Linked DNA regions of Homo sapiens: region 1 is linked to region 2. Evidence: chromatin loops called from intact Hi-C (ENCODE). Cell type or tissue: mammary epithelial cell. All regions are shown on one strand.

Region 1 (5,000 bases), 100 kb before region 2:
GAGTAGAGGAAAAATGCCATCAGGGAGAGTTTTCTCTACACCCTATAGCTCCTAGATGCTTTTTATTTAAGACATTCAAACCTTGTGAAAAACAAACAAACACAAAAATCTTTTTATTTAAGACGGTCAAACCTTGTTCAAAACAGCACAGACATTAACTCGGAATTTAGGATTTATTATTGATTAATTGACATTATCTTCAGTCTGTTCATATTATTAAGTGATATAAGTCAGGTACACACACACATGTATGGGGAGTGTGTGGGAGTGTCTGCATGAAGTATACTGTCAGAAAATATACTCATTTCAAAGAAACACTGATTTAGGCCCTGGCAAATAAGGAAACATTTCTATTTCTTCTAGAAATAACACATTCATTTGCCAACATCTGATCTATCCATATGACCTCTTAATACACACATGAAATAATAAAGTGTATTTTTCATTCATTTAATAAGCATGTGATTCACGTGACACTGTAAGCCTTTTTTTTTTTTTTTTTTTTTTTTTTGAGACAGACCCTTTTTCTGTCGCCCAGGCTGGAGTGCAGTGGTGTGATCTCTGCTCACTGCAACCTCCACCTCCTGAGTTCAAGCGATTCTCCTGCCTCAGCCTCCCAAGTAGCCGGGACTACAGGCACGGGACACCACGCCTGGCTAATTTTTTTGTATTTTTTGTAGAGACAGGGTTTCGCCATGTTGGCCAGACTGGTCTGAAACTCCTGACCTCAGGTGATCTGCCCACCTCGGCCTCCCAAAGTGCTGGGATTAAAGGCGTGAGCCACTGCGCCTGGGCGAGCATTTTTTTTTATTCCAGTGTTTCTCGTTAATCTACCCCATGGCGTTTTATTTCAGGTTGTATGTATGCCAGAGATGAAAAAAGGCAAATGACAGAAGAGCAAGTATATGGAGAAAGATAGGAGGGACTTGAGAAAACTTGGCAATTTACTAAAATGAAATGGCATTGTTTCCATATTTACCAAAAACAGACAAACAAACCTAATCATTCCTCTCATTTTGATCAGCTTTCATGTATATTTTCTAGGCCTAATCAAAATCTTCTTTGGTGTCACAAAATAATGGAAGAGACATGTATTGGTTTAGGCTCCTGCAGCAGTAGACCCCAATATAAGGAATATTAGTTGTTTATTTAGGAAATTCAAGAAACATAAGTAAAGGAGTAGGGAAGTGAGACAGGAAATGGAAGGATCTCTGAAAAAATACACATCATCAAGTCCGTTCCCACAGAGGGAAACAGGAGCTCAGTCCCCATTGTTGGGTTCTGGAAGACAGTGTGGAACAGACCCCAGAGTTATCCCAACTGTGAGATGAGGAAGCTGGGGTGCTTTTCACCAACTCTTCATCCATCACCTGCTTCCGGGGGTCATTAACAATCCACCACTCCCAGGTTATTTATGCTCAGGCCAGGCATGTAACTGCAGCCAGAAAATAGCCCTTGCCAAGACTCACAGGAATTAAAAACCTTCAGGCAAGGAGCTACTGGTCTTTGTAATAATAAGCTTTGAGAGGCGGGTATTCAGAGGCTATGGGCACCAATAACTTCCCTTATGTGAGTCATAAACACAAAGTTAATTTTGTTTGCATGTGTATACAAGTATTTTGAATGAATGCTTCTCTTTGTTTTGTGTGTTTGGAAAATTTAAACAAAATTATTATTGTTTTTGTATTGGTATTTAAACATCTGAATATGTAACATCAAAGATGATATTAAAAAGTATAAAGCAAATTATCACAAAATCAGATGTGCAGTTACATGTTTACTTGAAATTCTCTCTAGACTACATTTGAAATAGGAGCTTCCATAGGGGGAAATTTAAATTTTTTTTACAAGTTGTTTAATTATAATGTGCTTTAAAAACACTTTAGCATATCATAAACCTTCAAAACAAAATGAGTAATCATCTTCTGAGATCCATAGAAAATGTTTCTTAAATGTCACTTTCAATTACCACTTCTGGAGCTAACTTGCAAAACAATTGTGTTTCCACCAACTGAAATATGTTTTCACCAAATTTAAGATAATCTGTGGTCAGTGTGAGCTTTGTCTTGATTTAGGAGGAGGAAAGCAAAGTTCCATTTATGAATACTTTGAAAATTTTCAGAAATTCTCCTAAATTGTTTCAGCAACCAGGCCAAAAGAGAGGCCTGGAATCCCAAGGTGAGAGGAAACTTTAAAAGTTACACTTATGGCCAGGCACGGTGGCTCACACCGTAATTCCAGCACTTTGGGAGACTGAAATGGGTGGATCACTTGAGGCCAGGAGTTCAGGACCAGCCTGGTCAACATGGTGAAACCCCATCTCTACTAAAAATACAAAAATTAGCCTGGTGTGGTGGTGCATACCTGTAATCCCAGCCACTTGGCAGGCTGAGACATGAGAATCACTTGCACCCAGGAGACAGAGGCTGCAGTGAGTGAGATCATCCCACTGCACTCCAACCTAGACAACAGAGTGACACTCTGTCTCAAAAAAAAAAAAAAAAAAAAAGTTTCACTTGTGCCTTGGGGTTGGCTGCCTGCTATCATATTTTTGTTGTGTTCTTCTACCCCAAGCTCCAGTACCTCCCCTCACAGAAATCACCTCTCCTACCAACCCCAAGGGAACCCATTCCATTTTTATTAGAGAGTTCTTCTTTACATGGCCTCAAGTCTTTTCATCAAGATTTACTGATAGAATAACAGTAAATCCACATTACTCCAGGTGTCTCTTTGCCCTTACCTAGCCTTTGTGTCTATGCCATTCTTCTCAAGGAAATTGCCTTCCTTTATCAGCTTTAAAAGTCCATATTTGGGATCCCCTCTCCTGGAAACATTCTCTGACTATCCAGCCCAGATAATTTTTTTTCTCTGCTTTCTCATTATAACATTCATGATCTGTGTCATTCATTCATTCATTCATTTGCCCAATATTTCTTGAGTGCTTCCTAAGTTCAGGCACTGTTCTAGGTACTGGGGACATAGGAGGATAGAAGCCAGTCAAATTTTGCACTCACTGAAACTTTACTTTAGTAGGTAAGAATCTATAGTTTAAAAAAAAATTCACATATGAGGCCTGTGAAGCAAATAAAGCAATAATGTGGTGGTTTTCATGGACATTATGTCTTTCACTACCCGTCCCTCTTTTTGTTGTAAACTCTCTAAGGCAAGTATAACCTCATCTATACATTAGTATTTATTTACCACAAGGACCCATAAGTATTTATTGATATATCTTCCTAAGTATGTGATAATATTCTAAATAGATAGTAGATTTAATCATTGGGATTTATGTGAAGTTGGATTAAATAGATAACATGATAATTACATTTAGTATTGCATGGAAGGACACATTTTCTCACTTATAGAAGCCTAAACAAATGTCACAATGTTGATAGATTCCTTTATAGGATGTTAACTCTGAAGCTGTCGTGAAAATGTGTGAACTAGTTTCACTTTCAACTTGATCCTTTTGGAATCATGACAGATTTTGCTAGCCCTTAATTCTTCTGCAATCTTTGTTGATCCCTCCTATTTCAATCTCATAAGACACTTATCTCTCCTCCAGAAAGATCTGAAGGGTTAAGTCACCTATTTATACCTAATTACAGTGAGCCCTGTGTTGGATTTTTAAGGGATAAAAGGAAGTATCAGATCTCAGTTAACTTATGTACTGTCTACAGTGCCTAACAATGACACAGGATGACTCAGTTAAGGAGAAAAATACTCCATTTATCAGCACAGAATTCTTCCCTTTAAGCTATCATATGGTAGCTAACCTTGCCTAACCTTGCGAGTTTAACCTTGCTTTTTACGTGCATGCACGCGTGTGTGTGTGTGTGTGTGTGTGTGTTACTAATTTCTAACTGTACCAGCTCCTGAATTAATATTTGGCAACATCAATATTCCTTGTATAATGAAGAAGCATGGTCCAAGAGACTTGGATGTGACCTCTCTAAACATCAACTTACAGCTGCAAAATAAGGAATAAGTTGTAATTATTCCTTATTTGTAACAACTACCTTACAGTGTTGTTTTGAAGATTAGAAGAGAATATATAGATGAAGTACCCAGTGGACAGTAGGTATTGAATAAATGTTAGTTTCCTTCCACCTTCTCTGGCTTATGTAACAAAATTACTCATTCTACTAGTCACTCAGACTTTAGTTAATCATTAGCTAAAGAGTAACAATGCAGGATTTTTTTTTTAATAAATTGGCTAGGATTGGTTTTATGCCTGGATGGAATAGGCACTTGCCATTTCATCACAATTCAAAATTCCTCCTGAAGGCCTGAAGGCCTGAAATGTTTACCATTGGAAACTAATCCCACTGTATGGTTACTATTATTTATTATATCTATTAACTTATAAAATATTAAAATATAAAGTAAATATTACCCTACTGATGCATTAGCCACTCAACATAAATGAGTTTCTTGGAGATTAATAAAGCAGTACATCAGTATGTCCCAAACAATGGCTAAAAGGAAACCTAGTAACCACCCCGACCCCAAACTTGTTTTGTTAGGCCAGTCAGATTTTTTTTTTTCATTTTGAATTAGCATCACGATTGAAAGTGGAAAGATCTCACATATAACTTCACATTTCTCTGTACAATTGAGAAACGTTGGCTATGTTGGCTCTCTGAATAGCAGCTACCTCCTTTCAAGGTTTGTATTTACAATATTTCCCACCCCCATGAGTCCTTATTATCCTGACACTGAGGACAAATATGAGTTGCTGTCCATCAGCATTCCAAAGCTGTTTTTTTTTTTGTTTTTTTTTTCTTACACTTAGCCTACTTCACTCCCTAACACCACCAGCCTGATTTCTGAGGGGGCCTGAGGTAGGAGGAGGAGAATGGAGAGCACTTTCTCTGAGAGCCGCCATTTTAACAGATCATTAAAGACACGATATTCACATGACGGTTGCTTACTCTCTGATGAAAACTACAAAAACAGAATACACAGGGAAGGTAATCTGAAGGTGATACCTTTTTCCT
Region 2 (5,000 bases):
ATTGTATATAAAATACACTTGCTGTGATAACATTCTTTTTACTTTTGTAAATGCTTGAAATTTTCATATCTTTTTTTCCCCAGAACTTTTTCTTTCCCCCAGAGCTTTTAATGCTGTCATCGTCCCTCTCTCTCTCTCTCTCAACTACCACTGATTTAGTTTAGGTCCTCATCTCTTCTTTTCTCTACACTGGTCTCCCTGCTTCCATTTTTGCCCCTTTAAAGCCCTCAATCTTTTATAGACCTGTCACAGGGTCTCAAGAGTCCTTCTTAGCGAAGTATCAGTTTTCTGAGTCTTTGCAATTTCCTGACTGCATAGGAAAGCAAAAATCATTATGATTTAAAAGGTTTTACTACTGCTGCTAATTATTATTATAGAAATGTTTATTGAACATTTACTGTGTGGTAAGCACATTTTTCAGCACTTAACATTATTAATTTATTGAATCCCAAAACATCACTCTATGTATGTGCTGTTATCTCCATTTTACAGATGAAGAGGCCAAGGGAAAGTGAAGTTTAATAACTTGCACAATTTCACACACCTAGTATGTGGCAGAGCTGAAATTCCAACCCAAACTTCCATCAGAGAGTAAAATCCAAGTTCTTGTACATTTCATACAAGGGCTCTGTGATCTGCTGCCTGGCTCGTTACCACCCATGATTCTGAATTTCCTGCCTTCCATGGCATTCTCTAGAATCACCGAGCTTCTCGTTGCAGCTCTGTATCTGCTTCTTTCTCATCTAGGCAGCTGCTCTGCCTCCTTGGCTTCATCCCTCTCTGCTGGCTCCCACGGGCTCAATGGCCTCCTTGCCACTTCAGTGCACCAGGCCTGCTCCTACCCTGGGCCATTGTTCTAGGAAAGAGCCTTTCTGGGCTTGACCTCAGAAGACCTTTTTTTTTTGAGAGTCAAGGTAAATTATGTAAATTATTTATTGATGACAGAAGAACACTATCTTAGTCCAGTTTCTGTTGCTATAACAGAATAGCATAGACAGGGTAATTTATATAGAAAAGAAGTTTATATCTTACAGTTCTAGAGGCTGGGTAGTTCAAGGACATGGCATCAGCATCTGATTAGGATATTTGGGATGCATCATCCCAAACAATGGAAAAATGGAAGGGCAAGTGAGCACATGCAAAAGAGAAAACATGAGGGGCTGGGCTCACTTTATAACAACCCACTCTTATGATAACTAACCCCCTCCCACCATAACAGCATTAATTCATTCATGAGTGTGAAGCCCTCCTGACCTAATTACTTCTCACAGGCCCCCACCTCTTAATACTGTTGCAATGGCAATTAAACATCAACATGGGAAAATACCTTTTTCAATTGACATCCTGCCTCTACCACTTATTAGTTTTTAGACCTTATGCCCTCTCTGAACCTCAGTTGCCTCTTCTATAAAATGATCATAAAACCCAATGTCCTACCTTCTTAGAGTTCTAGAGTTCTATGAATAATCTCTACAAAGAGCAGGTGCCCCTTGAAAAACATGATTCTGGAACTAAGGGGGTGTAAAATAACACATGCTTCCTTTACATTGTTTTTTCCTTCTTCTGCTTTTATTTCCCACATTTTTATTTTCAAGATCTCCACATGGTTTGATGACGACCACAGCACCTATTCTAGCTATTGGTAACAATTTATTGAGTAACATCATCCATATGCTCCCTGTGCCCCAGCATGTTTCATGGGTGTTGTTTTGGGTCACTCAGGTTGTTTTCAGATTGTTCATGAGTGAGCGAAAAGTTTATTTGCACTGTTCTCAGGGCCATGTCCAGGGAGCTGTCTGTGTTGAATAACAGCATTCACTTTTGATTTAAGAATTTTATCTAGCTAGATCAAGAAATAGCTGATGGTGACTCTGGAAATCCTTGTCTCAAATTATTCATGCTAAGAAATACCACAAAAGAACCCTGGGCCCCAGTTTCTCACTTTCCTCTAACTGGAATGTTGCACAACTTTCCTTGCCCTTCCCTGTCCCTCCAAGACACGTCATGCTGACACCTTGCTCCCATACCCCAGGCACGGTGTAGCTGGGGTTGCTGCAGCAACAGCACACAAGGAGTAACATTTCCCAGTGACTACAGTGGCTGGGATGAGTCAGTTGAACATTTCACTGGGTTTTTATTAGTGTATGATGCAGTCCCATGTCATCTACAGTTCCTAGCCTGTCCAAGACTTACACGGGATGATGTGGAACACTCCATGCTAATCACCTTCAAATATTAGATGGTCAAGGGTTCTCTCACTGAAGTCACTGCATTGCTGGTTCCTTCCACAGCACCCCTTACTAATATCTACAGTAAGAGGCCAAAAGTAAAACTCAGGCCCCACTGCTGGAACACCATTTCTACTATTGCATATCCTGTGTGCCTAAAAAGCAACAGTGACCCTGGCTGATGATCAAGAAGCCCCTCTTTTTACCCAGGGAGTTGGACAATTGTTAACATCCCAGAAGACATATTTTTAACCCAGTTGCTGGGAAGAACATGTGCTGAAGTATAAGGATGGAATCACTGTAATTCTCTATGGGAACTCATGAAAGTGGAACTTGCCGTTTAATATTGAACGACACTGAGCACAGAGTTATTGATGATTTCTAATGCGGGATTTGGTTTATTTTTCAGACACGGAGATGACTTGATTGTGACTCCATTTGCTCAGGTAAGCACAGCTTGGTGAATGGGCAGGTTTCTCACAGATGTAAAAATTTAATTTGGGGAATTAGTTCGGGTTATTAATTTAATTTAATTTTAAATCAAGCACAAGTACAAATACAAATTCTTGGTTCATTCAAGCAATTCAAAAGCAATGCTAGAGAAAGTGACTTTGGCTATATTAATCTGTTTCCTATAAACCCATAGTACCAAAGAGTGTCTTTGCTTCAAATAATAAATTAGCTAAGGGATATACTTAATTGGGCTCATACTGACATAAGCACTAGAAGCAGAAGGCTATATCATGGCTTAAGTTATGTTTAGTATAATTAGGTACATGATCAGTGCTTGAAATTCAATATTCCAATTCAACCCAATACCTTATTTATCTCTTTTTTACATATGCCATTTGTGCAGAGATTTAGCTGAGTGATGTGTTGATGTTTACTTCTTCCTTCTAGGCATACAAATCATGAAAATACTTTAACCACATGACATATGTGCAAGCAGGTGATAACATGATCTAAAATGTTTGGGAATATAAATATGAAAGAGTTGATGACCAGATGTTCTATGTATAGACCAATACTTCTCAACCCTACCTGCACGTTAGATTAACCTAGAGACCTCTTATCCCAGTGCCCAGGCTGCAGCCCTGGTCAATTAAATCCAAAAATTTGGAGATCTGTTACAAGCATCTGTATTTGTTAAAGGCCTTAGTATTTTTCTAGTGTGCAGGAGAAGTTGAGAGTCTCTGGTATAGACAACTAAGGGCGGAATGAGATAAAACTGATTTAACCTGGGGCATGAAGCAGGTTTAAAACCAACACTGATGAGTAAGAAATGTTAAATATTAAAATGCAAGTAATCCTGAGAGGTTGTAAAAATTATAATCAGGCCTATATCATACATCAAGGTGCTCTTGCACCTTGGACAACTCACTTAAATTTTCTGGGTCCTCTTTTTTTTCAACTGGTAGAGTTAGGGGACTGAGCTGGATGAAAGACAGTCAGATCTAGTTAAAACCCTTTCACCGCCTCTTGCCAACTCAATGGACTTGAGCGAGTCACTGAACTTTTCCAAGCCTGGTCTCTTCCTCTGTTAAATAACAGTTCCAAGAGTACCCACCTCATAAGATTGCTAAGACACTGAAATAATACCACGCTTATAAAATGCTAGGCACAATTGCTTGAAAATATAATATTATAAAAACTTTGTGATTGGTTTAAATGTATAGAGCTGAAAATGTTCTTTCATTTCTAAAATGTCATAAGTATTATTTTTTAAATGGATAATAGGGTTTAGATAGTAGGATTATGTATAGTTCTACTTTTTAAAACTTTCCAAACTTTTATTACTGTAACTTAGACCTATAATATAATCAATTCATAAGTAACATAATGTATAATAGTAACTTTTTAAATTAATGCAGGCAATTAAAAATAAAATACAATCACCATCCTTTTCAGATGGTTAATATCTTGTTTGCTGAAGGTTTTGCTGGAGATTATGAATTCTTTCTAGTACCTGTATTTCTGTGTCCAAAAAATTTACACTTGTATGATTTAATAATATGATGTGATAGCAAAATCTTATAAAGCTGAGGGTTTTTAATTGATTACTATTGAAAACTTATGGCCGGGTGCGGTGGCTCGTACCTGTAATCCCAGCACTTTGGGAAGCTGAGGTGGGTGGATCACCTGAGGTCAGGAGTTCGAGACCAGCCTGGCCAACTTGATGAAACCCTGTCTCTACTAAAAATACAAAAAAATTAGCCAGGCATGGTGACGGGTGCCTGTAATCCCAGCTACTTGGGAGGCTGAGGCAGGATAATTGCTTGAACCCGGGAGGTGGAGGTTGCAGTGAGCCAAGATCATGCCACTGCACTCCAGCCTGGGTGACAGAGCAAGACTCTGTCAAGAAAAAAAAAGGAAAGAAAGAAAACTTATAATTCTATATCTAAGACCTCAGAGAGAGGTGAACAGACAAAATATGGCATAACAATGTAAGTAACATCATCAAACATAGAACCAATCATTCCAATTTGAGTTCATTCAAGTAGCTATTCTTGTTTCTAACCAAATGATCTAGGTATTATTATAAGAAAAAATATATATAAATATTTAATAACAAATGAAAAAAGGTCTGTGTATGATATATGGTCTTTTACATCAAGTAATATTTATTAAGCTGCAACAAATAGATTAGTAAATTGGACTTGAACCCTGCCATCAGTGCTCTTAAATTCCAAGGAAATCTAGTCTTTTACCTGATTAGATATTTTCTGTAGTGTACCTATAATCTCCAAGGAAAAAAAACTAATGGAATTTCAA

Evidence for each region. A loop is a pair of places that touch in the nucleus more often than their neighbours do. Peaks named below come from ENCODE experiments on the same cell type or tissue, not always from the same donor. Only the 100,000 strongest peaks of a DNase experiment are listed, where the experiment ranks them.
Region 1: a loop joins it to region 2, with 16 times the contacts of the local background. A loop is called at or near these places in 1 of 110 quality-filtered maps.

The regions. Positions count from the first base shown.
Region 1 is chr5:59,295,623-59,300,622 of GRCh38, reverse strand. The region is part of intron 1 of PDE4D (phosphodiesterase 4D); the gene reads left to right. Among named protein-coding and RNA genes, the nearest start is that of PDE4D-AS1, 260 kb to the right of the region's middle. In mammary epithelial cell, no CTCF peak of the experiment used is centred here; DNase peaks (open chromatin) are centred at 1,502, 2,432 and 3,602; H3K4me3 peaks cover 436 bases; H3K27ac peaks cover 2,749 bases.
Region 2 is chr5:59,191,174-59,196,173 of GRCh38, reverse strand. It overlaps PDE4D (phosphodiesterase 4D), which reads left to right. Exons shown (of 15, transcript NM_001104631.2): 3 at 2,638-2,674. Among named protein-coding and RNA genes, the nearest start is that of PDE4D-AS1, 150 kb to the right of the region's middle. In mammary epithelial cell, no CTCF peak of the experiment used is centred here; a DNase peak (open chromatin) is centred at 2,043; H3K27ac peaks cover 2,308 bases.